Regions from separate parts of the Homo sapiens genome. Here all the other regions are linked to region 1. The links are chromatin contacts, found by Hi-C or POLR2A ChIA-PET in ENCODE. All regions are on one chromosome and are shown on one strand. Each heading gives the region's core, a stretch centred on a gene start or an enhancer-like site at or near the end of the contact. The rest is flanking DNA. Distances are from core to core; before and after follow the strand shown.

Region 1 (3,499 bases), core at 402-2,901:
GTGGAATTTCAGGTTTTGAAAATAAGAATGTGCATAAAACATCTAAATTCAAGAACCTCCTACTTTGTAGATTGGGAAAGCATCACGTATCAAATGGATCTATTTCAAGGGAAGTCTGTATAACTTCCACTTACTAAAGGCTTTGTTCCAAAGGATCTCCTTTGTTACTACCTCATGTTATGTAAATAAAATCATAATCAGTTATATTGCCTCAAATAGATACTTCATTTTCAACACATGTGCAATAGAATTGCAGAGGGAGGTCGAAGATAATATCCTAGCCTGCAATTTGGGGTATTTTGAATAAATGAATAACAGCATGTATTGGGAGCGCCCCGACTCCCAATACATGCAGAATAGCAGACGTGTATTGAGCCCTTAGTTGTTTTTTTTTTAAATATAGTTCATTCACTCAACAAATATTTCTGAGAACCTGCGAATGCTTGGGACATCAGGGCACAACAAAAAGGCCAAGGATTTCTGTGTCCACATCCTGAGGTGGTAATGGGGTGAGGGACAGACTGTACAATAAAAAACCTACGATTCACTCCATGAAAATGTTGTCGTTTTTCTAGTTCAGCTGGTAAACTGGACTGTGAAGAAAGAATGCTCTAAGCACAGTGTTAAATTCACAACCAGGGCCCAATCCTAGTTTCGATTCACTCACTGACACCCTGGTTGCTAATTACAAGTCTGAAATCCATCAAGGTAGTTAACATCTCTAAACATCAAAGCAATAGCGGTTTTAGGCCCTAAGAAAGTGCAGCCCGGAGAAGTATTAATGCAAAATGTGCTACGGCTGTTATTTAAATTCTATTCAAATCGAATGTGGCTTGCCTATTTATAATCTGACTTATAATTCTGGACAACCAAGCTACGTTGGGCTGTGTTCCTCGGCTGCCACAAATCATCGTCACAGGCTGAAAGCTCAACTGCTTCGTGCTCTTTATTTTTTCATGCCTATGCCAACGTTGCCGATGTGGTAAAGCTGTCATCACGCCGCCAGAAGGGCGGCCTTCTTTGGCACGAGCAGCCTAAGAGGTTTCCGGCTGCTGCGGCTTGAGCTCCGATTTGATCAGACGCCACGAAAGGGATTTAGATCGTGGCCATTTTTCAACTAAGTGCGTCTGCCGAATTTAATAGCAAACCAAAAGCCACATTTTCTAATCTCCAGTTAGGCGTCCAAGAGGAAAAGTGGCGCTTGCTGGCTGAGGGAGCAGCGTGTCTGCAATTACAGCCACGTCTTGCCTCCTGGTCTTTTCCTCAGTGTGGGATTGTCTTTTTGTTTTTTGCCTGGTCTGAGCCGGCCCCACAGAAAGAACAGACCAGACGAGCTTACTGAGGTAAAACGCAGGGGCGGCGGTGAGGTCTAGGGGGTCTACTCAGAACGAGGCAGAGACACCAGCGAAAAGCGCCGTATGGCGAAGCTAACTCAGGCCTGACAAAACACCCACCCTACTCTACCGCCTCTCCGGCCAAGGCTGACGCTACGGGCCAGAGGGCGGAGCCGTCACATCTTCCCGCGAGACCAGCCACGCGACTTCCCAGAAGGCCGCAGGCAACATCTTAATAGCAGCCAGGAAGCCGGACCGGAGCGGAAGGGTGGGCGGGGCTTGCCCGCATATTTAGCGGCACCCGAGGCCACGCCCCAGATCGGAAGTGACGGAGACGTGCTAGCGCGTCGAAGGTAGCTCTATGGTTTTCCTCGCGTTCTTGAGTCGGGAAATGGCCGCTGTGTGGTTGCAACGGAGATAAATTCCCGGAACCGCGATTCGGCGTGTCAGGTAGGCCTCGCAATGTATTCAAGTTACTCCAGGGGCAGTGAAGACCGAGGACAGGCCATATTTTTGACTCTTTTGTGGGTGGTGTCGGGTTGGCGGCGAAAGGAGAACCAAGGAGACGTTGCGCCGTTATTTATGCGTTTTTTCGTTAGCTTCTCTCAGGTTTTCGAGGCACTACGGGCCGAAAAGGCCGGGCGGGGGCGCTGAGCAGTGCTAACGGCGGGCGCGCGCGTGTTTGCGAACCTGCCTGGAGACCCACAGCCCGCGCGGCCTCCCGTGCGCGTGCGCATATCTTCCTCTTCCACCCTTCCCCCATTTCTTCAGCCCGTACCTCTGCGCGCGCCCGACTGAACGCTCCGCGCACGCGCGCTCGTTCATTTTTCTCTCCCCCGCCTATGGCGCCGACGGCCGCTGGAGGTGCAACTTGTGTCCGCCTCTCATTGGCTGGGACTGCCACCTTTCTTCGTGGCCTGTGGGGTTTTGAGAAAATAACTGTGACCCGCAGCAAAGTGCGTTGAGTAGGTCTACCCCTTTTCGCGTGGTCTTTAAAACTGCCCTCCGGCTTCAGACCACCCGTCAGTTAATGCCTCGTTTTTGTGATGCTACTAGGTTTTAGTGCTCTGTTCTGCCTCTCGCTGCTGACCCTGGTTCTCTGGAGTTAATTTCGGTACCCGCGGCAACCTGCTGTTTTGAAGCGAGCGCGCGCTGTTGACTGGTGCTGGTTGCCTAGTTACGGTTCCCTAGCGAGAGGATTGGGTCTTAGCTGGTGGTTCTGAGCGTGGCCCTGCCCCATCCGGCTGAAAGTGCGGTTCTTCATGAGTACTAGCGAAGCCGAGTCTTTTCAAGTGATTCAGCCCATTTAGTCGTGTCAGAAATGTTGCAGCCACGATTGGTGGACAGCTGGTGTGAGAAATGGGTGGGAGTGGCGAATTGGACTTTGCCTTCATTTTAAATTCATGAGTTGGCTTGATTCGCTTTTAAGATTTATTTCTTCAGAATCAAGCTGAAGTACCAGCAGCTACTTTGCTACCTCAGACTTTTTTAAAAAGCATTTTAGAACTGGAAACAAATTAAGACTGAAGTTGAAAGCAAGTGTGGCTAACACTGACGAAAAAGATGAGCTACTTCAGACTTGTACCTCACTGCAACAGCCTCTTTTAAATTTTTTGGTGTTACAAAGCAAAACAAAATTTCTTGTTCCTCTTGTGAATTCTCATTTCAGTTCGACTTTAGTTGGAATGGTTAGGATACTGTTCAGGCAGTAAATAACCTTTACGTAGGAAAAACTGCTACAAGGCTTTTGTATTTTTGTTTGATCATGACCAATTCAGGATAGGTAATTTGATGGGAGGGAAAAAGTGGCCCCTCGGCGGGAGTTTGAGGCTGCTGTGAGCTGTGCTCGTCCCACTGCACTCCAGCGGGGGCAACAGAGCGAGACCTTGTCACTTAAAAAAGGTAGCTCATGGTAAACAACCTTGGAGCACCTTCTCTTAGTGATTTCATGTTTCAACCAGTACATTGTGGTGAATACTGAAATATCTTGTTTAATTCAGATAATTAAAATGGTGGCAAAGGAAGCTGTTTAGCCAGAGCCCTTCTTGACTTTGAGGAACAGTGGTAGTATAAGACTTGAAGACAGACGTGTAAAAAGTACTACTCACTGGTAGGCTCAGGTCTGGTTGATTGACTGATTCTTGAGACGGAATGTCGCTCTGTCG
Region 2 (3,499 bases), core at 726-3,225, 2.8 Mb before region 1:
ATATTGCAGAGACACAGCCAACGGGGCCTACAGTTCTAACAGGCGACATTCAGCCGCCTATGTTCAGAGCACTGTACGCTGCTTGTAAGAGCAGGTGCCCTGTTTAAAAAGTGCCTGATCTGGCTGGGCGTGGTGACTCACGCCTGTAATCTCAGCACTTTGGGAGGCCGAGACGGGCGGATCACGAGGTCAGGAGTTCGAGACCAGCCTGACCAATATGGTGAAACCCTGTCTCTACTAAAAATAACAAAAATTAGCCGGGCGTGGTGGCGGGCGCCTGTAATCCCAGCTACTCGGGAGGCTGAGGCAGGAGAATCGCTTCAGACCGGAAGACGGTGGTTGCAGTGAGCCGAGATTGCGCCACTACGCTCCAGCCTGGGCGAAATTGCAAACTCCGTCTAAAAAAAAAAAAACAAAACAAAAAAGTGCCTGATCTACATAAAGAATGGCTTCAAAAGCTGACGCTATAAATTAAAAGCCAGATATAACAATTCAAATCTCCCTTCATTAAAATACCTACGTTGTCTTCCTGGAAAAAGTGCCTGACTAGAGGAATTCAAAGAACTGTCCAAATAAGTAAGTGTTTGCCCAGCACCTTATAACGAAAACCATGGCTCTGTAATGAGAACAGAAATCCTGTCACATCTGGGCCAGTTCCTAAGTGTCCCCTCAAAAGGAACATTCAGGCACTACCTAAGATTATGAGGCTTCCTTCTGAAAATGTTAAGCACAATGACATAGAGAATGATTTTTCTTTTCTTTCTTTTCTTTTTTTTTTTTTTTTTTTAACTCCGGGCTGAGAACGGAAGTCAAGTTCAGATTCTCTTCCTTCCTCAAGCAAGCCAAAAAATTAAAGAGCAAACACAGAGGCCCTAAATGTCTCGAGGCCTCTTCACCTGTGGCGATCGACGCAGCAAGCCTGGGTGTGCTAAGAATTGAGGCTCTCTCTCCTTCATTCCGGGGGTTACGGGTGGCCTTGGAGCACCGGGAAGAATTAACCGGTGCCTAAGTTTTCAATCGGATCATTCTTCTCAACTTGGGCGGCTCTTTCCTCCCTTCCTTCCTCCCTTCGGCCCGGCACACACGGCGGGGCAGTGCCAGCGCGGGCAGCAGGCTGGGCCCGAGGGCAGCGCTGCCGCAGCCGGGAGCCCCTCAGAGTGTGGGGCGCGGGCTGCCCCCCGCGCGGACACCGGGCAGGGGCCGCAGATCTGTCCCCGCCGCCAGGCGTGGGGACCGCGAAGGGGCAGCCGCGGCGGGGCGGAGGGGCGGGGTGAGCACTTCCTGACTCTCGCATTGTCCACGCACCGCCCGCGCCACCCAGGGCCCCGCCACCGCGCCGTCCCCGTCGGGGAGGAAGTTGGCGCTCGCCCCGCCAGCCCCGTCTTACCGTTTTTGGCATCGCCCGCGGCCGCAGCCCCCGCGGCGGCCGCAGCGTTCGCGGCGCCAGTCCCCGCGCCTCCGGCGCCCGCCGCGCCTCCGGCGCCCGGCGCGCCCGCCGCCGCCGCCCCGCAACCGGCCGCCGCCGCCAGGGCCCCCCCGGCCGCCGCTCCCGCCGCGCCCGCCGCTGCCAGGGCCCCGGCTCCATTTTCCTGCTCGTCGCCGCTGCTGTTGGCGCGCTTGTTTTTGCGGCCGCCTTTGCTGTTTTTGGGGTTGGGCATCTCGCTCGCTCGCGTCCAGGTAGGTGCCCGGCGTCAGCGAAGGCGGATCCCAGAGGCACGGCCGTTCCCGGCCCTGCGTGAAGCCGGCTCCGGGAAAGAACGGAGGGCGCGAGCCGGCGGTTCCCTCGGCTCCCGTCTAGCCGCACGGCCCGTGCCGCGCCATCCTGGCCGCCGCGCCCTCTCCGGCTTCCTGGAGCCGGCACGCGGCCACCCGAGGCTCGCAGCCGCGCGGGCGCCGCGGGCCCGGGGCGCAAGCGAGACGCTCCCGAGCCGGAGGGAAAAGGCGGGTCTCCGGCTTGTTTTGATTCGGCTGCACTGACACGCTCTGGGCCCGCCCCCTCCCGTGACGACACTGGGGATTCGGCCTGGCCGCGCCCACCAGGTGACCTCACGGCTGACGGGACCGCCCGCGTGACGTCACGCCCCGCGCGGGGCCTGCCCACCTCGAGTGACGTCATCCAGGCGTCCCCACCCGGGCCTCCTGGACTCCCGGGCGTTCATGAGCTGCCCTGCTTGACTTGCTCCACCCGCCAGTGCAGTGGCATGTGGAGTTCTTCGGTGGCCTCCTGGCCTTAATGTAATTGAGGCTTAGAACAGTATGGTCTGGAAAAATAAGCTGTGACTAGAGCAAGAATGGAAAACAAAAGATTTTGGATTAATAACTCATTCAAAGGCTATGCCTTTCAGTAACAGTAATTAAAGAAACAGGGGACCGGGCGCGGTGGCTTATGCCTGTAATCCCAGCACTTTGGGAGGCCGAGGCGGGTGTATCACGAGGTCAAGAGATCGAGACCATCCTGGCCAACGTGGTGAAACCCTGTCTCTACTAAAAATACAAAAAAAAATTAGCTGGGCGTGGTGGCGTGCGCCTGTAGTCCCAGAAACTCGGGAAGCTGAGGCAGGAGAATCACTTGAACCTGGGATCCGAGATCGCGCCACTGCACTCCAGCTTGAGCAACAGAGCGAGACTCTGTCTCAAAAAAAAAAAAAAAAAAAGAAAAGAAAGAAAGAAACAGGGTAGAGTTCCCAGACAATGGGGATGAACACCAGGGTCCTGAATGGGAAGCCTTCACAGTCTGGTGGTGAAAACAATTCACTCAAACAAGACCCATCATCCAGGGATGTAACTAGATGTTGCCTGGACTCTGAAGCAGTCCCTGCTTGGGGGGAACCCATCCCTATGCATAGGGCTGAGTTGTCCTGAAAGATAGTGAAAGATAGGTAGCCAGGTTATGAGCAGTAGGAGATTAGGTGACACCAGTGAAGACAGGCAATATGAGGGCAGGGGACCCCTGGGAAGAGCTCCCCTTGATCTCTTTCTGCAATTCTATTCTACCTTTTCGGCCAACTCCTTCCCTTCCTTCAGGTCTCAGCTCAAATACATCACTTCCACAGAGACCTTCCCAGGAGAGCTGTCAGAAGTTCCACCCTGTTATTTTCCTCCTCCATCTCTAATTATGTTGGCAATGTAGGTGTTTACTTATTTCTTGTATATCTCCCTCTCACTGAAATGAAACCTCCATGGATAGATTTTATCTGCCTTGGGCACATCAGAGAACAGCTGGCATAAATTTGTTGAATGTATAAATTAGGTTCCTTCCTCACGAACTGTGGAGGAAAGACTAGTTTAGCTGACAGCTTTACAGTGTTCCCCTTTTATAGTGTAATCTTTAATTCAGCCCTTTAGTAAAAGCTCTGTCACGGTGTTGTTGTTACCATTAGAGGGTCTTGACTGCAAGTCGTCCAAGTTCTTGGCATTTTGAACAAACAATTGGACCAAACGCCCAGCAAAGCAAGGAAAGAAGAAAGCAGGGATTTATTGAGAATGAAAGTACACTCCA
Region 3 (3,499 bases), core at 574-3,073, 2.7 Mb before region 1:
CGTTTTATTTATTTATTATTTAGGAAGGAGAGGGACAAAGGGGGAAAAATACCTATTGTGACACAATCCTTTAAAGACCCATGGCCTTTTATAATAAGGACAGAATCCCAGGACTGCAGAGAGCAAGATGAAGAACAATGAAGGGGGCGGAGGGTGAAGAGAGGTTGATGGGTATAAACACAGAAGAAATAAGACCTGGTGTTGCATTGATCAGTGGGGTGACTATAGTTCACATTAATGGATTGTACACTTCCAAATGGCTAAAAGCAAGTTAAGTTGAATGTTCCTAGCATAAAGAAGAGATAAATATTTAGGGTGATGGATATACCAATTACCCTGATTTGGTTATACGAATGTAACACATTCTCACGAGTACCGTGAAACTATGTCTAAGAAAAAAAAAAAGAAAAGAACAATGAGGAGAGGTGAGAAGCAGAGCAAGTCTAAAGGGAAGAGCTTAATGGTGAGCGGCTGGACCAGAAGACAGGAAAAGGCTCCAGGGAAGGCGAGGTAGATGACGGCCAGGCACTCTAATTGTCGCAGAATCGATTTCGGCTTTGTGCGTGGGAAACACAAAGGAAGCGGAAAGTCGGAGGACTGGGCAGAACCCGAAACTCACCACCAATACACACTTTAGAATGTATTTAAGGACCCTCAGGGCATTGTTATTTTTCAAAAGTTTGGAGGCAATGCATGGAGATTTTCTAATATCCAAGGAAATAAAGCCTACTGGAATAGGTATGTCCGGAATCAGGAACCAACTTTACACACTCGGGCTGGGCACGTTTTCCCAGCCCTTCTTCGCAATCGCGGACAAGCAGCTGGTGCGGGTCAAAGGGTGACTGGGCTCCTTACTCCCTCCGGTCTGGGGCGCGCTCACTCCATATTTGGCCATTCTGCTACCAGCTTGGGGTTCTGCCTGGTAGAGGTCCCCTAACCCCGTGCCCTGCAGCCCATCATCACACGGTCACCGCCGGCACCAGTGCAGGGCTGGGGAGCGCGGGGCTGGGCCCCCCGTGGCGGGGCGGCACCGCTGGCGCCCGGGAAGGGCCGCGTCCCGGAAGTCTTTGTCTCCGCAGCTCCCGGCCCGGCGCCGCGGGTCTGCCTCCCCCGTGGCCCGGGCGCCCCGAAGCGCCGCGAGAGCGAGCACCCAACCCGGGCGACGAAAACGGACCCTGCCCCGGGCTCCACGAGCCCCTGGTGTCCCCTCACGACTCTGCACCCCCTGATCTGGAGCGCACAGAGCCGCACCCACCTCCGGCGCTGCAGAGTCCACTGCCCTGAGGCCACCACGTTCCTCGGGGCAGCCTCTCCTCTCGCCCCCAGCCCTTCCCCACCCAGCTCTGCAGAACTGGCTCCTGAACCACCGCCAAGTGCAAAGCCGACACGTCGCACCGCGGTAAAAATCGTTCCATTTCTGCCGGCTTCCCAGTCCGCCCCCGGCCGGCGAAACGTCACGTGAGCCGAGTGCGGAAGTCGACCCGAGAGGTGGGGGCGTGGGCGGCGCGCGCCCCACGGGACCCCAACCCGCGAGGTCTCGGCCCAGCCGGTCGCAGCTTCCGCGCGCCCTGAGCCCCCTCCCGGCCCCCTCCTGACCCGACTCTCACCGCAGCCCGCGGTGCCCGGCGGCGCACCACGGACACCCAGTCCATCCCTGCTACCTAAGCCACATCTGCCCGGGCGCTCACGCACCTCTCTGCGCGGTTTTCCTTCCCGCCGGAGAACTGGCGCCGCGTGGGTCTGGACCCGGTTACCTTCTTCAGTGCACTGGGGAGGGTGAGGCCAAGGAAGGAAGTGGCTGAGGCAAAGAGAAAGACGGCTGTGGAGGAGGAGGAGCAGGGTAGGGGGAAAAGTAAGTGTTTCTGCGCTCAAGAAAGGGGCCGCCCACACTCCCAGGGACAAGCCTATGAGGAGGAAACTCAGGGGAGGAGACGTCCAAGAAAGGGGCTGACTGCAGACAGGTGAAGCGCCCTGGGCTCCTAGGAAAACGGGCCCAGAGCCTGGATTACCTCACTTTTCCACCGTGCTACTCAGAGCCAAGGATCCCAGGATCTGCATCTGATCCTGGGCGTCGATTTCCTGATGGATTTCTCTCCCAACGTAAGAAACAAAGCGCCCTCAAATTGCTGAAGGCTGCTAGAAAGAACGTGGCATTCATGGGTTCCGGATGCCGGGGGCCTCCAGAAAACTACGACTCATGACTTAAAAATGGCTTAATTCGCAAAACAAAATGCAATCTTGAAAGCCAATTTGTCAGACTGCAAAGAAATTTTACTTGGACATAGATAGTTGTTGACCCTGGGTCAGTATCGGTTTCTTCCCTTGTTCATTCATTATTTCATACATTTAACTTCATAATTCAATTTATTCATGCTCCCTTTGTTTTAGTCACTGTTATTTTAATATATGCGTGTGTGAGAGAGAGATGCTTACCGTACCCAGAGAGTCCTTTTGGAAAGGAAACAGTTACCCAAACTATTTCTAGAGCAGGGGTTGCACAAATAACTACAAAAAACGTTCCTTACCCCCTCCCCACCCCCAGCCCAGCTAATTTAAATTAAGAGTGATCGCGTGACCCAAGAGCGCACAATCCGTGATGTAGTCATCATCCTGTGAGGTGACCTGGAGCAAACAGTTCTCATCAAACACGGACTCTGATAGTTAGTAAGCCAATCAGACACTCCCTTGGAAATGGAAAGTGGAGAATGCAGAGACGGAGCTGTCTGATGTAAGAGAAAGGTTGGAGCTAAGAGAGGGTAAGGCAGAAGGGGCCAAAATGGGCTTCGGATGCAAAACATTTGAGTAAGCAGAAACCAGGAGAATGTAGCAGCAGGTTGGGTGGAGGCACAAGTGGTAGAAGCCAGTCAAAGACAAGCTGAGACCAAGTGATGGAAGGAGAGCAACAAAGACCTGCTTCCCAGGGGCATGTGAGTGTTCAGTTCCCTGGGGCTGCACTGGATCCATCCACTTCCCACGCTTCATTCTAGTCTTTACGGTGAATACCTGTCTCCTGGGTGTGACTGAAGGAGTCTCTGTTCTGTAATCTTCAACAAAGGTCTGATTCTTCTAAGTGTCTCATGGCAGATAAAGTTTAAGGTGACTCCAAGATCTTTTCAGACCTATTTTTTTCTTTTACTTGTTTTATATTGTTACCAAAATGATTGAGGCCTATTTTTTTCTCACCAAAAGAAAGGTGAGAAGTTATAGTTTATATCTTTCACAGTCGACATAAGGCAAAAAATATATAATTCAAGAAAAATATATTTAGCAATTATCGAAGCAGGACCTCGCTATTTTGGCCTGTGACAGGGATCACAATTCATCAGTCAGATAATATCCAATGATAGGAATAATGAGTCTGGAGAGCACCGCTTCTGTTATGATTAGGTAATTAGTATTGCCCTAATTGCCAACCAAAGAAAAAGAAATAGGTTACTTTACCTAAAGAAGTAAACATCCTTGTTAATATAAAAATAAACTCACCCAAAAGATACTTTGT
Region 4 (3,499 bases), core at 522-3,021, 2.7 Mb before region 1:
CCTGGGCCTGTGGTCCCAGCTACCTGGGAGGCTGAGGTGGGAGAATCACCTGAGCCTGGGAGGTCGAAGCTACAGTGAGCCAAGATTATGCCACTGCACTCCAGCCTGGGTGACAGTGGGAGACTCTGTCTCAAAAGAGAAAAAAAAGGAATTCAGATAAGGGGATAGTGCATGGTGGGATTATTTTACAGCAGCTGTTGCAGGAAGGCTGCTCTGAGGAGGTGACATATGAGCAGGGACCTGAAACCATATGAGAGAATACGCCATGCCATGGTTTGTGGAAGGACTATTTTAGATGGCAGGAACAAAGGCCCTGGGGCCGACAAGAGCTGCAAGGCCTAGGAGAGGTGGCAGAGAAAAAGATGCAAAGACAATTGTGAGCCAATCCCTACCCCATTGTGCTCTTTCTGTTTACACCTTTGGAAGGCAGCTGTCTGGGGGGGGTCTGATCACTTGCTGCAGGTGCCCTGAAAGGACACATGAGGGGCTGCTGTAGCAAACTGAAAGTCTTAGAGATGGGAAATAAGCTTAATGGATAGTATATACTTACCTTTATCAAATACTACTAGTCAAGTCAGAAGACATTGACAGGTCTAAAATCCCTTATCTTTCTTAAAAAATAGAAAGATAATAGAATGCCTGTGACTGTGTACATATTAACATTCTACAAAGACCTGGAGTGAAATGAGTAAATATTGACACTAAGTGGGATCCATAAAGGCTAGAAATAGCTTCATGCAAGCTTAGTTTAGATTTTGCCTCCAAATGAGGCAGGGCAGGTTTTACTTCCAAAGGGTTACAAAAAAAAGTCTTTGGGTTTTCAGTGCGCTTTGAATTTTGCAATTACAGATAAATGACTGGGAACCTGTAATAATTTCCTCATATGTGTCATTTATAGGATCCGCACTCTGGGAAACAACTTGTAGAAGACAAAATAAAAACCAGAACTCTGGGTAATTCTGCCTTAGCTCCCGTCTTTGAAGTATTTTATATTTGCTAAGTATAAATTCTTAAGATATTCTACTTGAAATAGCTGAAGAATCCCCTCTCTGGGACAGGTGCAGATTAAAAGAGCGCCACTCCATGATTTTCATAAAGGAGAAAATACGGAAGGCAGCCCCTGTGGGCAGCCCCGGGCCTACATGAGTTGATAGAGTTGAAGGTATAAATGTAGAGTATTAAGTTCCCAGTGACCGGAATGACCTGGTGAACAAAGAGGACAACTTTGCCAGTTTTCCCCTCTATTCAGCACATTTTGTTTCTCAGGTAAACATGGCTTGAAGCACGAGTGAGATGAAGCCTCAATGTTGGTGTCTACGTGGAGGCTTCCCGGATAGCCAGGATGTTCATAGCCCGGATGTTCATAGCCCTTCAGAACAGATGGAAATACTGCATTTATCTTCATCTGTACCGAAAAGGTACAGATAGAATGATAATAACCTGAACAAGGCTCCCCTTTCAATCCAATTATTCAGACGCTTAGGACCAGAAACTGCGAAACATAAAAACTGCAACCCGGATCTTAGTTATCTCGGTCTTAATGAGCTGCCGGCTGTTTCCCACTGCACCCCCCTTTCCGGGGGTCTTGCTGCTGAGATCTCCGCGCAGAGGGCGGCTCGGTCATCCCGCCGCCGGGCGCCGGCCACCAGGGGGCGCTGCGGCCTCCTCCCTCTCCCGGGAGCGGCCAAGCCAGCCCGGTGGGTGTTTCTCTCTCCCTCTCGCGCTCTCTCCTCCCGGCCTCACATCCGGGTCTGGAGCGCGGCCGCCGCTGTCACTGTTGGTGCGGGCGCGTCGGGGCCGGGCCGGGGCACTGTAAATGGCGGCGGAGGGAGGCGGAGCGGCGGCCACGCTCAGCCCAGATCCCCCGAAACTTTAGGTTCGAAGCCCCACAACTTTCCGGGAAGCGCTGCCGCTCCGGAGGCGTGGACGGAAGGGGAAGCCGAGGCGGGAAGTCTGGGGGAATCGGCAGGGAGCCGGGGAGACTCGAACCCGCGGCGGGGGCGGAGTCCGCCAGTGCCTCGCGCCTCCGCGGCCCCCGCCTCTTTCTCTGCACCCTCCCCGCGGCCGGAGCCGGAGCCGGAGCCGGAGCCGTAGTCGCAGCCGCAGCCGCAGCCGCGCGCCGGGCCTCGCAGGCAGCGGCGCGGCGAGCGCAGCCGGGCCCCCTCCTCGCGACCTCCGGGCCCTGTTGCTCGGGCGCACCTGGCGCGTGTGAGGCCGGGGCCGGCGTTTTCGGGAAGCTAGCAGGAGGCCGGGCCACGCGCAGCCCCTGCCGGCCCAGGTTCCTGGGGCCGGGCCCCGAGTAGTGCATGCGGGGCGGGGCGGCCGTGAGCCGGAGGCGAAGATGGAAGGCTTAACGCTGAGCGATGCGGAGCAGAAATACTATTCAGATCTCTTCTCCTACTGCGACATTGAGAGCACCAAGAAGGTGGTGGTCAACGGGCGGGTGCTGGAGCTGTTCCGGGCCGCGCAGCTGCCGAACGACGTGGTCCTACAGGTAACGTCGCGTCCCGGGGCCGGCGGGCGGCTTAGGCCTGCAGTCACTGGCCTCCAGGAGTGGGAGTGGGCGCCGATTCCTTGGGGCCCGGCGGGGGGCTGGTTCCTCGGGGGGTCCCCGCAGCGGGCAGGGGCCGCAGGTGCCCGGGAGGCCTGGACTCGCGCCGCGGCCAAGGGGGAGGGGGTTGCCCTTAGAGGACGGAACTCCTGTGGTGGGGGTCTGAAGAGCCTCAGCCGGTATCCCCCACGACCCTGAGAATCTGTGCTCTGTACTGCAAGAGCTATCTCACTTGAAGGATCTTAGGTTGTTAATGTGTGTGAATCCTAGAACCTGGCATATAGAGAGCTTTTCGGATCCTGCAGAGTAGTAAAGTTATCAGTATGGGCAAAATGGTTTTTTTAATTCTTGGATTAACCGAGAAGACGTGATAAAGTGAGTTCTATAGATTTAGGAATCGAAGAAGCAGTTTTTTTAAAGGAAGCAAAATTCTTAGGGAAATTTTTTAAAATGTGAACTACTTAGTAGTTTTACAAGTAGGCATACAAGAAGTTGTAATTATCTGTAGAACGTGTGTATGTGATGAGACTGAACAATGTTTTTCAACAGGCATTCGAAAGCATTTGTGGAACTTGTGGATTTGGGTTGGGAGATGAGTATTGAACAGCTGGTAGGCAGAAGTGCGTTATTTGCCCTAATCTGAAGCCCTGGAGGAGCAAACCCTGTAGGTTTAAAGCCTTTTTTTATCATATCTGCTTTTGAAACAGAGGACTTCCTAGAAGTTCTTATCTAATGTATGTGGTGAGCATTAATGCTACTCTGTTTAATGATTCATAGCTGCTAGTAGGAGTCTGTCTAAACAGTATGTTAGGAACAGGTTTTAAGCTTTCATCTTTTATATTGATCCAAGCTAGTTATCCACATCTCCAAAATTTAAAGCCACATGTATAGGTGTATGTAGTGGACTGCAAAGCATTGGACCAGGGTTTTGAAGGCTGGGTCCTTGAC
Region 5 (3,499 bases), core at 704-3,203, 2.5 Mb before region 1:
TCTTTCTTCCAAAATGTATGCTTAAGAAGAACCAAGTAGATTCAAACAGATGTATAATTGTCATAGGGATTTTACTAGCATTTTAAAAATCAACTAGAAGCCTTACTTCAACTACTAAACAGAAACTCAGTTTCTAGCTAGGGCTAATAATGATTCTAGCTTGGTGATAAGTGAAGTTCTAGAAAATCAAACTTGTTCGTTGCCTATTTTGAATATACTTTCTCTAACCATTTCCAAACAAACGTGAATTTTATGATATATATTTAGTTTTGCCCATATCAAAAAAGTTAACAATGTGAAGTTACAGATGGCCCTTCCATGCGGAATACGTGTAAGGCCTCCTAGTTATCCCTACACAATCCCCTTACTTTATCTATTAATCCGCTCTATTTTCTAACATCCATCTATTTAAAAAATACCCTTCCGGCCGGGCTCACGCCTGTAATCCCAGCACTTTGGAAGGCCAAGGCGGGCGGATCACGAGGTCAGGAGATCGAGACCATCCTGGCTAACACGGTGAAACCCCGTCTCTACTAAAAATACAAAAAATTAGCCGGGAGTGGTGGCGGGCGCCTGTAGTCCCAGCTACTCAGGAGGCTGAGGCAGGACAATGGCATGAACCCGGGAGGCGGAGCTTGCCCTGAGCCGAGATGGTGCCACTGCGACAGAGCGAGACTCCGTCTCAAAAACAAAACAAAACAAAACAAAACAAAACAAAAAAACCCCTTCCATACTTTATTTGTGCATAGTGTTAAATTTTTCTTAACTTCATTATTTCATATATCATAAGATGAATTTATATGGCTATCTCTACCTCATCAGGTTGTAAATTGCCTTCTAGAAACATTAGGCCGTTTTTGGCATGCTGTGTTTAATTTAGGCATGCCATGACCATTCAAAAAGATTCAAACCCATTGCTGTCGCTTAAAATAATTATTTGATGAATTCAATAAATTTTTCTTTTTCCTTTTGCCTGGACTTAGTGCCACTGGCACTGGAATTTAAACCACTGAGCTTAAATTGGCTGACGCTAGACAATTACAACTGGAGCTACAATACTGCCAAAGAAGAGGCTTTCTGGGAAAGGCTCCAATGCCCAGTCTCTAATCCCAGATACCACTGGGTGTCAATCCACTTAAACCTTGGCTAACAATTTTTCTTTTAAGAAGCATTTTTTGTAACAGAACAATAATTCTGGTGTTGTTTCAACATGCAACACAAATTAAATGAGAGTTTGAAAGATGACTGAATAGAGACGATTAGTTCTCTGAAGAGGCAAGGATCTGTAAAAATGTATGATACGCATAAACACGCTGGCCTGAAATTTAACGATGCTAATACACACTTGGTGGTACAAGAAAAAAAAATCTAGGAAGTAAAGCAATGCAAATAAACCAGTGGTGGTCTAAACCACAATATTCTGCGGAGCCAGCACTCGCGATTTCCTCGTTTTTGGAAAATTACATCTGTCACAAGAGCACTGAAACCCTTCCTGTATATCAAACAGCAAAGAATGTTTTAGAGAAGGCATAATAAGTAAACTGCTCATAGTTACTTATTCACACAGTGGTTTTAAGTGCCAGGTCTTGCCTCCAAGCAGTACCACTGGGCATCCCTCTTGACATCACCTCATTCCCCTTCCCCAATCTACCGAAGCGATGACCCTTCACCGCCCAGTACCCAGCAGTGACCAGAGTGGTGGGAAGGGCCTAAAGGGGCAGGTTGCGGAGGTTCCTTTGCTTCCACTACATACCTGAAGAAGAAGGGTATTGGGGCCCCCTTCCGCAACCCGCAAAGACCCGACAGCCTCAGAAGCCACCGCCGCAGCCACAAGCAGAGCCCCGGTCACATCCCGGGACCCGCTCCTCCGCAGCTCCGTTTGTTTACGGAAGTGACGTAAGAGGTACAGCCTCCATGCCCCAAGCGGAAGCCCCGCCTTTTCCTGCTCCCCCAGTGTCGCTCTTGGCTCCGCCCTCGGCATTTCATTGCTTCCCCTGTCCTTCCTTTAGCTGTAACTCCGGCGGGCGTGTTGGGTGTGTCGTTTTAGGCTCTGTGACCCAGGAGCAAGACGCAATAAGCGGGTGCAGTGGAGGTAGAAACGGGAAATGCAGTACCCTTTCCGGAAGCTACTCCGCCCCTCGGTGAGTGTTAGATTCCCCCCCCGAACTACAATTCCCAGAATGCTGTTCGAGCATGCCCGAAGGCGGAACCAGAGTGTCGCCATGCAACTGTTCCTTGGTTGTTTCCGATTGGTTGCCCGGACTTCTCGCGGCTAAACTAATTTTGGCTCCAAGGCGGCGTGAAGAGTGTGATTCTGTTCAGCGACCGTGATTCTGTTCAGCGACCATGATGTTGAGCCCCTAATTGAGAGTCTGTTACCACTATTAATAGCTACTCTGTTCGGGCCCTACACATAACGGTGTATCTAAACCTCTCTACAATTTTATGGGTAGGTGTTATACTCTCTGTTTTACAAATGGGGAATTTGAGGCTCAGAAAGGCTAATTGATGCAGGTGTCTCTCTGTCGTCAAAGATAGTTCTACTTCCACTATACTTAAAGCCTCTGGAGAAGGAATTGCAGGCTGAGAGAAAGAGATCTATCTTAAATGAGGGAAGAAATGCACGTTTCATTGCCTGGTCTGGGTAGCCTTCCCGGTGTTGGAGTGGGAGGTGGGAAGGTTTTAGATTCACAGGTCCTTAGATTGAAGGGACTCTGGAGGAACACCACATAGCACCCCCCGCATTAGCTAATGGGGAAACCATATCTAGAGATTGTATCCATGCCAGAAAAGGCAGAGCAAAGACAACCCCAGTCTCTTGGCTTCTAGGATAGGATGTTCTTCCGCCACCCGCCATTTAAAAAAAAAAAACAAAACTATTGAAATGTTAAAAAAAAAAAGCACAGAATAAACAACGCACCCACTATCCAGAACGAACAGATTTATGAATGAAAGAAATGGAGCATTACAGATAAAGAAGGTGTTCCCTATTCTCAGTCCCATTCTACTACCACCCTCAGAGAGGCAACCAGGATCATGAATTTGATATGTATCTTGCCAATCTAGGTTTCTATATTTAAACTATTACTATGTATTATAAACAATATGTAGAATGGTTTGGGGCATTTGAAGTTTTACATGAATGCTATTATATTTTGTGTATTGATCTGCAACTTGATTTTTTCACCAAATTCTGTGTTTTTGAGAGCTATCCACATTGATAAATATAGCTAGACTTTATCAAATAGATTTGTCACAAATTATTTGGGAATTCCCATAGTGATGGATGTTTAGGTTGTTTCCCATTTTTCACCATTACAAACACTACTGTACAGTCTGCTCAATATCTTTTCCCAGTTTCTCCTTTTAATTAATGTCGAATTGTCTTATTTGTATGAACAGAGCTTGCAACTGGTGATTCACATGCTACTTTTTTTTTTTTCAAATTGGTTGCTAACAGCTAAAATTGAAAGAATAAAAACAATGTGGCATCCCATGA
Region 6 (3,499 bases), core at 743-3,242, 2.3 Mb after region 1:
CTGATGGCAGCCCTGAGGTTGAGGGACACTTCGTCAAGTCTCATATGCACAAAGATAACCCCAGGACTCAACATCCACAGCCTCAAGTATGGCTATCCCAGTATATCCTTCACAGAACTGCTACAAAGATTAAGCAACAGTCTTTGATTCATTAATCTATCTTTTTCTTCTTAATGTCTTAAAATGCAACTTAAGTTTCCCAATGTTCACACTTTGCATCCTGTCCACTTCTTTACACATGAATGAAATTCCTTTAACAGACACTGGACCTCAATTCCATATTAAAAGCTTAAGATGAAAACGCCTGAGTTGAAGCTATATTCTGGCTAGCCCTCATTCAGGAACAAGCCAGCCCAATCAAGGGCACATAGTAATAGGTCACTAGAGTTTCTGATACTGATTTTGAGGGCAGAGGGTACGTAAAGAGGAGGCTGGGGAAAGGATGACACCTTTTTGCTTAGGAGAAGTCAGGTTTAACAAAAGGGGTGGGGAACAAACAGAAGCTGTGGTTGACCTAATTGCTCCTATGATTTATCAATTTTATTTTCATCTTTAATCTTCAACTTTACATAAAGAACTTTGTATGTATATGTGGCCTTTTCATTGTGCTACAGGAAAACCTCATTTACTCACCCAAAATGATTTTGTAAAGTATAAAACCATTAAGCAGCTTGTGATGTAAGACTAAAGAGGTAACATAAACTGATATTTCACTGGGCATACCAAACTGTGAATAATCCTTTCAACCAGATAGTGCTAACAGTCACTTCTCAATAGGAAGGAACTGCCATTTTCTCAAAGAGACTGCGAAATTATGCCAGGATGGCTGAACCTTCTTATGTCTCTTTTTATATTTTCCCAGAGAATCCACATTGCTTACACACACACACGCAAACCTGCTCCCTTTTCTTAAGTCACAGTTTTAAGGCACTGTTCTAAACCCTAAATACAGAAGCTCATGCACTTACTGCCAGTGTCGCTTTGGAACTGCAGGTGACAGATGCAGTCAGAGAGCTCACAGATGTGGATTGACTGCAGTTTGAGTCTTATTGCAATGAGCACATTGACAGAGCCTGCAGATGCACATCTCGGCAGGAGAGATTTTCTTTTTAAGCCCTCATGCCCTATTAGATTTACTTTTAGGGCTTTTATTGGCTATTTTTATCACTTATCCCGACTCTCATCCCTGCTTAGCCCTACCCACAATTCATTTTCTCTTCTTCAGTTCTAGATCCTTCTCCATCAATCCTAATTTTGGTCAAAAATAATAATAAAATAAAGCGAGGCTGCCGGCATTGCCAGAATCAGAAACCGACGAAGCCGCTTTTTGGGAGCTATTAGAGAAGCCGCTGTAAGTTTTCTGAGAAGCAACGGACCCCTAGCATCTTTGCACGGTCCCTCTTCCCCTGGGTGATGGCTCCGAGACAGATGAGGAATCTCTTTTCCCCGTCTTTCCCAGTGGTGGCTTAAACGAAAGATAACCCTTCTTTTCTTATCCTACACCAGGCTCGGTAACGCTCCCAGGTACGGACGCCCCACCCCCAACCCGTTATCCCTAAAGAGATCCCCAAATATCGCCCGGTCCTCTTCAGAACTGAGCCCTCCCTCGGCCACCGGACCGGTTTCCCCCACCTCAGCGGCTGCCCTCCAGTCGCCCGCCCCCACACATCCCACCCCAAGTCTGGCCCGGGCTCCGCACATGCCCACCCCGCGCCCAGACGCCCCGCACCCGGTGCTCAGGCCGCTCAGCCGCCCGCGCTCCCTGTGCCCAGGGTCGCCTAGGGGGTTACCGTGGGAAGAGGGAGCGGTGGCTGAGGACGCGGCGGCAGCGCTGCTGCCGGTTGCGTCGGATGCGAAGGAGAAGCTGGAGGACAAGGATGAGGATGAGACGGGCGCGCTCCCCAGTCTCCATGGAACTCCCGCCCCGGCCCGTTGCTAGGAGCCCCCGAGGCTCGGACTCCGTCTTCCTTGCTTTGTTGTTCCGGGTGCGAGGCGGCCGCAGCTTCCCCGCGACAATAAATAGACTAGACGCTGGGGAGCATAGAGACAGTGCGCGAGGGCTAGAGCGCCGCCGGACAGGGCGCTCCTGGGTGCCTCGCTAGCCACTCATTTCCGGCTCTCACTGCTCCCGTCACTTTCCCCGTCCCCCGCCCCCACCCTTCCTTCCTCCTTCCTGGTCCCCAAATCAGGCCCCTCCTGCCCACCCGCTGGGCTCGGTGGGAGGTAAGAGGTGGGATGGGGGCGGCGCTAATGGGCATCGGACTAGACTTTTTTGTTTAAGAACCGCTTGAAAGGGTTCTGAAAACACCGTGTATCCTTTGTATATTTTTAGTTGATATCTAAACGTGTAGTAATTTCTGGCATACAGTCGAATATTTAGGTGGACTTTTTTGTCAAAACCGTAGAACTTTCTCATCAGCTCATTAAATTTATACAAAAGGTCCTCCCCACCCCCCATTATATAATTGCTAAAGCTAGTCCTTACCGTCCAGACGAGACTTGTTTTCTGCCTGAAAAAAGTCCTTCGCTTTTTCAGTCAAAATGAACCCGTTAATTTATGATGTCGCGATAAATTCCCCTAGTGAGATTCCTCACTAGGCGAATTGGAATCCTGGTCTTAGAGCGACCGGGGATGACAGATGACAGACGGAGGGAAGGAAGTGGGGAGAGATGGAGACACAAGGTGTGGCGAGACGGAGGGATAACGCAGGACCGTATGCCACTTCTGTCGCCTGTCCCACATTCCTTACTCTACGTGGGTTTGCGGTCGGGACTGTCCCTCGGGAACCGAGAGGCGGATCCAGGAAGGATGGGAGTGGGAGAGGGCGGATGCTGGCGAGGACTCAGGCAGCCCGGGATAGGAGGACCTCTAGGAACGGAGACCCTCCGCGGCTCTGCGCCCAAGTAGCCCTGCAGGGGCCGGGGGACCCCGGGGGCGCACAATGGCCCGTTTGAACCGTCGCCCTGGGGCCCGAGTGCGTCCTCGGGGTCCCTCGGGAGTGGCCTGAGAGGCGCTGCCCGCGGGAGCGAAAATCGCGTAACGGCCCTGAGGGCGCCACGCCACGCCACGCCACGCCACGCCGCGCGGAAGCCCCCGGCTCCCGGCCCCACGTTTCCCACTCTCAGGCCGGCATCGGCCTTTCCACCAGAGCTCGGCTGCAGTCAGAAGCCCCTGGCGTTAGTTGAGGTCAATGGCAGCCCTGATTTAATTATTAAAAGACCACGCCGAGCCGGGTTCATGGGTACCTGGCCTCTGATTGGTGGGAATCAGATGAAAAAAATGAAAATGCCACTGCCTTTTTAAAAGAGAAGACGTGGGCTGAATTCTTGGGGTTTTGACAGTAGGCAACCATTTAGGTATTTTATTATTTACGAGATCTCCAAGGATGCCTCTTGATTTTTTGCTTTCCCCTCTGAGTGTTCAGAAACATATTCGAGCATTTGAAAGCTCCGTAGAATGATGGAGTTTGTTTTCATTTCTGTACTAATTTATTTTTCA
Region 7 (3,499 bases), core at 660-3,159, 2.2 Mb before region 1:
AGTGTGTAGGAGTCAATTTGGAAGGGAAATTCGATCTGGAAAACCTTTTATTTTGTATTTCCTAGTAGGTGTTGAGGGGAGGGGTGTGTTACAAAGAGCAGTGACTATATGGAAGAAGGGATGCATGAGTTAACAAATTATTGACTTTAAAAGAGGTATTTCTTACAAAAATCATCTAATTTGCATTCAACAAATATTAAAAATCCATTATGTGCTTAAGATGAGTTGCTAATATGGCAAAGGTTAAGGACATATAAATTAGAAAAGAGAACCTAGAGGACGTCGATTCTGGTTATTTACTCTGGCTAATTGTTCTAGAATAATTATCTTCATTATCCTAATGTGAAACACCAAGTAGGACTCTATGTGTTATGTTATGAAGAAAGATGTTTTGCTAACGAGATCCACACATATCTTTGATGTTCAAAGTGGGAATATAGTGTAGCAAGAAGAAAATTGTTGAAAATATTTCCAATTGTATATGTTATGCATATCATCTAAACATAAACATGATGCATTGAAAAAAATACTGTTGGCAAAGCAATTTAGAAATTCCAGAAAATAAGCCAGGCATGGTAGTGTGTGCCTGTAATCCCAGCACTTTGGGAGGCTGAGGCAGGCGGATCCCTTGAAGTCAGGAGTTCCAGACTAGCCTGGCCAACATGGTGAAACCCTGTCTCTACTGAAAATATAAAAATTAGCCAGGCGTGGTGGCATGCACCTGTAGTCCCAGCTACTCAGGCTGAGGCAGGAGAATTGCTTGAATCTGGGAGGTGGAGGTTGCAGTGAGCTGAGATCGCACCACTCCACTCCAGCCTGGGCGGCAGAGTAAGTGAGACTCCATCTCCAAAAAAAAAAAAAGAAAGAAAGAAATTCCAGAAAATACCTTTTCATTCAACTCTGAAATCAAAGAGTACACCATTGCTTTGTGTACTGTTTTTGACTTTTTTCTCTTTTCAGTTTTCAGCATATGCCAAGTACTGCCAAAGAGGTTCTTGCATTTGAAGGCAGGTCAGTTATCAGTGCGAAAATACTTACTGTGAGTCGATAGGGAATTTTTCCACCTGCCATTATCGGAAGTTATATTTGATGATACGTTCACTGAATCTGGGAAACCTTCACAGAATCCCCATTGTCTTAGCAGAAAGGATATCAATCATGAGTTATGCAATCTCTTGTGTAAAATTCACCCCTAAAGAGATGTATTAGATCTAGATTTTTGGCAGTAAACAGTTGGCTTTAATAGTCGTGACAGAAATCGAAATTTCCCTGTTTCCTGTTATTCTTTGAACTGGCATGTCAGCTTCTGTTTTAGGCTTTGTTGATAAGAAATATTTAAATCAAAGGAAGACTTTGAAGAAAAGGCAGTAACCTTGCTGCCATACCTGTAAACACAGGAGGCTTATTTAACATGATGCTTGAGAGCGTAGGTTTGGGGCAGCTTTTCCACCTGTCAGAGCTCAGTGGCCTTGGATAAGTTGCTTTCGTCTGTGAGGTTCAGGTTCCTCAACTGTAAAGAGATAAAAACCACATGTTCCGGTTTGCTTAGAACAGCCCTGGTTTACAGCTGTTATTCTGTGTAATTATTAATTGCACCCCCTTTCACTCTCAGAGGTGTTCTGGTTTCGATAAAATTACATAGTTACCCTAACCTACCTTGGAGAGTTGGTGTGAGGTTGAAGTAAATTAATGTTTGTGAAACCCTTAGCACAGTGCCTGGCACAGACTAGATGCTCAGATGATGATGATAAGTATTGTTAAGCTGATTGGTATTTCAAACCACGCTTCAAAGAAAATGATTCAATAGACAATGTCTGTTTTTATAAAAATTTGGCCACTCTCCCAATCATCTCGTCTTTTGTTCCACCCACATAGAATTTCCTGCCCAAGGCAATAAATTTGAGAGGTTTCAGCAGCTACTGACGAATTTCTGATTGTCATGGCTTTACAGGTTATCTAGGTGTGGCACTACCAGTGTTTATGCTATTGCTAGCTTGTTCATCGGGGTACACGTTAGGATATAGAACTTTTTCACAAATTAGATCTTATTTTCCACAAACAGCCCCATGAAACAGATTATTTTAATAGCTATTACTATTATTTTAATCTGGAAATGGAGACTCAGAAATATGAAATGGCTTTCTCAAGATCACATAGCTCGAAAGCACCAGGAAGCATGCGAAGGCGGGGCTCCTTGCAGGGAGCATGTGAAGGCGGGGCTCCTTGCAGGGAGCATGTGAAGGCGGGGCTCCTTGCAGGGAGCATGTGAAGGCGGGGCTCCTTGCAGCTCATTTCTTTTCATCGCACCATGCTGGTTAAGCAAAAGGGCAAGATTACTCAGTTACCTCAATTCCTCCTCATTATGCCCAATTTTGTCATCTCTTATTCCTCTTTGACTTGTCTGGTATGCTTCACTCAATTTTTTTTTCCCCCAAAAAAGTTTTTAAGTGCTACTTGGTCTCAGTATATGGATCCCATTCTTGGCCTAGGGCAGCTTACAGTCGAGAAGTGATTACTCCATGTCCAATCATGTGTTACTGGGTCTCTGTGAGTAATTTCAGGAAACTGTAGAAACACAAATGAGTCAATGCTCACTGCTCTGCAGTTATGGCACCTTCTTATTCCATGCCATTGCAGACAAAAATGAGAAAATTGGGGTCTGTCATTCCCACGCCTTTTTGCCTGCAAACCAGTGAGAATGTCTCCAATGACCCATTCCAGTTTCTCTTGCTGTTTCCATCCCACTACTCTATAATCAGGGTCTGTTTATACCTGCCTTCTCTTCTAGATTAATGGACAGCATCCCTATCTTGTTGATCTCTGTGTTTCCAGTATGATGCCAAGCACTTGGCACATGGAAAGGCTCAGGCGCCAGGGACTGTGCTCAGTGCTGTATGTGAATATATTCAGTATTTATTGCAACCATGCAAAGTAGCTTTGATTATGCCCATATCATGGATGAGAAAACTGTATCTTGGAGAGATTAGATCACTTGCCTAAGATCACATAGTTTTTAAATACTGAAACAAGATCTTTCTTTATTAAAACGCCTTTTATTGAAGTATAACTTACATAAAATAATCTATACATATTTAAAGTATACAACTTAATAAATTTTGACATATGTATACACACAGGAGACCATTACCATAATCAAGAGAGTGAACACATCTATCACCCCTAAAAGCAAAACCAGGATTTAAACCTAGACTTACGACTCTAGAGCTCATGTTTTTCCCCCAGTAATGACTGTATGGGGAGTAGAGCCTTTGCCACAGTCCTTTCCTCCTAACCATTCTCATTCTCTTATGGGGAGTTTTGCATTGTTGAGATAATACAAAGAGCATCTTTTACAACCCAATTGTCCATCAATAAAAAATGTGAATAAATTAGTACTGGAGTGGAATGTATACCCCAGTGAAATGAATGAATTACAGTTTCACACAACTACATGGATGTGTCTTAGAAAGATAATAGTAAGAAAAACACAAAGAGAATA

What was found. A loop is a pair of places that touch in the nucleus more often than their neighbours do. ChIA-PET counts read pairs that join two places held with the same protein, here RNA polymerase II (POLR2A). Pooled maps may share reads with other maps.
Region 2: a map of B cell shows a loop between it and region 1 (21-fold over the local background). The contact joins the promoter of HECA here to the promoter of BCLAF1 in region 1. A Hi-C loop is called at or near these places in 2 of 168 maps with a recorded cell type or tissue (B cell and naive thymus-derived CD4-positive, alpha-beta T cell) and 9 of 50 pooled maps. POLR2A ChIA-PET finds 5 or more read pairs at or near these places in 2 of 52 experiments (activated B cell and activated CD8-positive, alpha-beta memory T cell).
Region 3: a loop to region 1 is called in a map with no recorded cell type, with 26 times the contacts of the local background. The contact joins the promoter of ABRACL here to the promoter of BCLAF1 in region 1. A Hi-C loop is called at or near these places in 2 of 37 single-sample maps with no recorded cell type and 6 of 50 pooled maps. POLR2A ChIA-PET finds 5 or more read pairs at or near these places in 1 of 52 experiments (activated B cell).
Region 4: a loop to region 1 is called in a map of naive thymus-derived CD4-positive, alpha-beta T cell, with 20 times the contacts of the local background. The contact joins the promoter of REPS1 here to the promoter of BCLAF1 in region 1. A Hi-C loop is called at or near these places in 1 of 168 maps with a recorded cell type or tissue (naive thymus-derived CD4-positive, alpha-beta T cell) and 7 of 50 pooled maps. POLR2A ChIA-PET finds 5 or more read pairs at or near these places in 1 of 52 experiments (GM10248).
Region 5: a map of B cell shows a loop between it and region 1 (20-fold over the local background). The contact joins the promoter of CCDC28A-AS1 here to the promoter of BCLAF1 in region 1. A Hi-C loop is called at or near these places in 3 of 168 maps with a recorded cell type or tissue (B cell, CD4-positive, alpha-beta memory T cell and naive thymus-derived CD4-positive, alpha-beta T cell), 3 of 37 single-sample maps with no recorded cell type and 12 of 50 pooled maps. POLR2A ChIA-PET finds 5 or more read pairs at or near these places in 2 of 52 experiments (CD4-positive, alpha-beta T cell and CD4-positive, alpha-beta memory T cell).
Region 6: a loop to region 1 is called in a map of B cell, with 20 times the contacts of the local background. The contact joins the promoter of TBPL1 here to the promoter of BCLAF1 in region 1. A Hi-C loop is called at or near these places in 6 of 168 maps with a recorded cell type or tissue (B cell, CD4-positive, alpha-beta T cell, CD4-positive, alpha-beta memory T cell and 3 more), 12 of 37 single-sample maps with no recorded cell type and 19 of 50 pooled maps. POLR2A ChIA-PET finds 5 or more read pairs at or near these places in 4 of 52 experiments (CD4-positive, alpha-beta T cell, CD4-positive, alpha-beta memory T cell, OCI-LY7 and 1 more).
Region 7: a pooled map shows a loop between it and region 1 (5-fold over the local background). The contact joins the enhancer-like site here to the promoter of BCLAF1 in region 1. A Hi-C loop is called at or near these places in 4 of 50 pooled maps. POLR2A ChIA-PET finds 5 or more read pairs at or near these places in 4 of 52 experiments (CD4-positive, alpha-beta T cell, CD4-positive, alpha-beta memory T cell, activated CD8-positive, alpha-beta T cell and 1 more).

What each region holds. Positions count from the first base shown.
Region 1 is chr6:136,287,998-136,291,496 of GRCh38, reverse strand. BCLAF1 (BCL2 associated transcription factor 1) reads left to right here and starts at 1,651. Exons shown (of 13, transcript NM_014739.3): 1 at 1,651-1,784. It overlaps LOC124901408 (a long non-coding RNA gene), which reads right to left and starts at 1,483. Exons shown (of 4, transcript XR_007059784.1): 1 at 1,340-1,483. RefSeq lists enhancers at 956-1,075, 1,396-1,615, 980-2,179, 2,126-2,245, 1,664-2,260 and 2 more.
Region 2 is chr6:139,133,556-139,137,054 of GRCh38, reverse strand. It overlaps HECA (hdc homolog, cell cycle regulator), which reads right to left and starts at 1,975. Exons shown (of 4, transcript NM_016217.3): 1 at 1,388-1,975. The coding sequence starts at 1,658. RefSeq lists enhancers at 904-1,023, 1,889-2,183, 3,462-3,499 and silencers at 1,134-1,403, 1,804-1,883, 1,994-2,183.
Region 3 is chr6:139,027,069-139,030,567 of GRCh38, reverse strand. ABRACL (ABRA C-terminal like) reads right to left here and starts at 1,823. Exons shown (of 3, transcript NM_021243.3): 1 at 1,693-1,823. RefSeq lists silencers at 630-820, 870-1,239, 1,500-1,659 and enhancers at 40-859, 682-976.
Region 4 is chr6:138,986,525-138,990,023 of GRCh38, reverse strand. It overlaps REPS1 (RALBP1 associated Eps domain containing 1), which reads left to right and starts at 1,771. Exons shown (of 20, transcript NM_001286611.2): 1 at 1,771-2,494. The coding sequence starts at 2,342. RefSeq lists silencers at 1,540-1,779, 1,970-2,269.
Region 5 is chr6:138,772,157-138,775,655 of GRCh38, reverse strand. CCDC28A-AS1 (CCDC28A antisense RNA 1) reads left to right here and starts at 1,953. Exons shown (of 3, transcript NR_161205.1): 1 at 1,953-2,141. CCDC28A (coiled-coil domain containing 28A) reads right to left here and starts at 1,887. Exons shown (of 6, transcript NM_015439.3): 1 at 1,754-1,887. RefSeq lists enhancers at 1,575-1,634, 1,995-2,054, 2,075-2,124, 1,488-2,161, 2,162-2,836.
Region 6 is chr6:133,951,717-133,955,215 of GRCh38, reverse strand. It overlaps TBPL1 (TATA-box binding protein like 1), which reads right to left and starts at 1,992. Exons shown (of 7, transcript NM_004865.4): 1 at 1,791-1,992. LOC128092253 (umcharacterized LOC128092253) reads right to left here and starts at 1,912. Exons shown (of 2, transcript NM_001414965.1): 1 at 1,791-1,912. The coding sequence starts at 1,912. RefSeq lists a silencer at 2,885-2,994.
Region 7 is chr6:138,454,246-138,457,744 of GRCh38, reverse strand. The region is part of intron 3 of NHSL1 (NHS like 1); the gene reads left to right. Among named protein-coding and RNA genes, the nearest start is that of MIR3145, 21 kb to the right of the region's middle. Within about 2 kb of position 1,909, at least 11 of the 41 ENCODE cell types and tissues checked have a DNase peak (open chromatin) inside an H3K27ac peak, as active enhancers do; they include CD4-positive, alpha-beta T cell, where a contact is called at or near this core.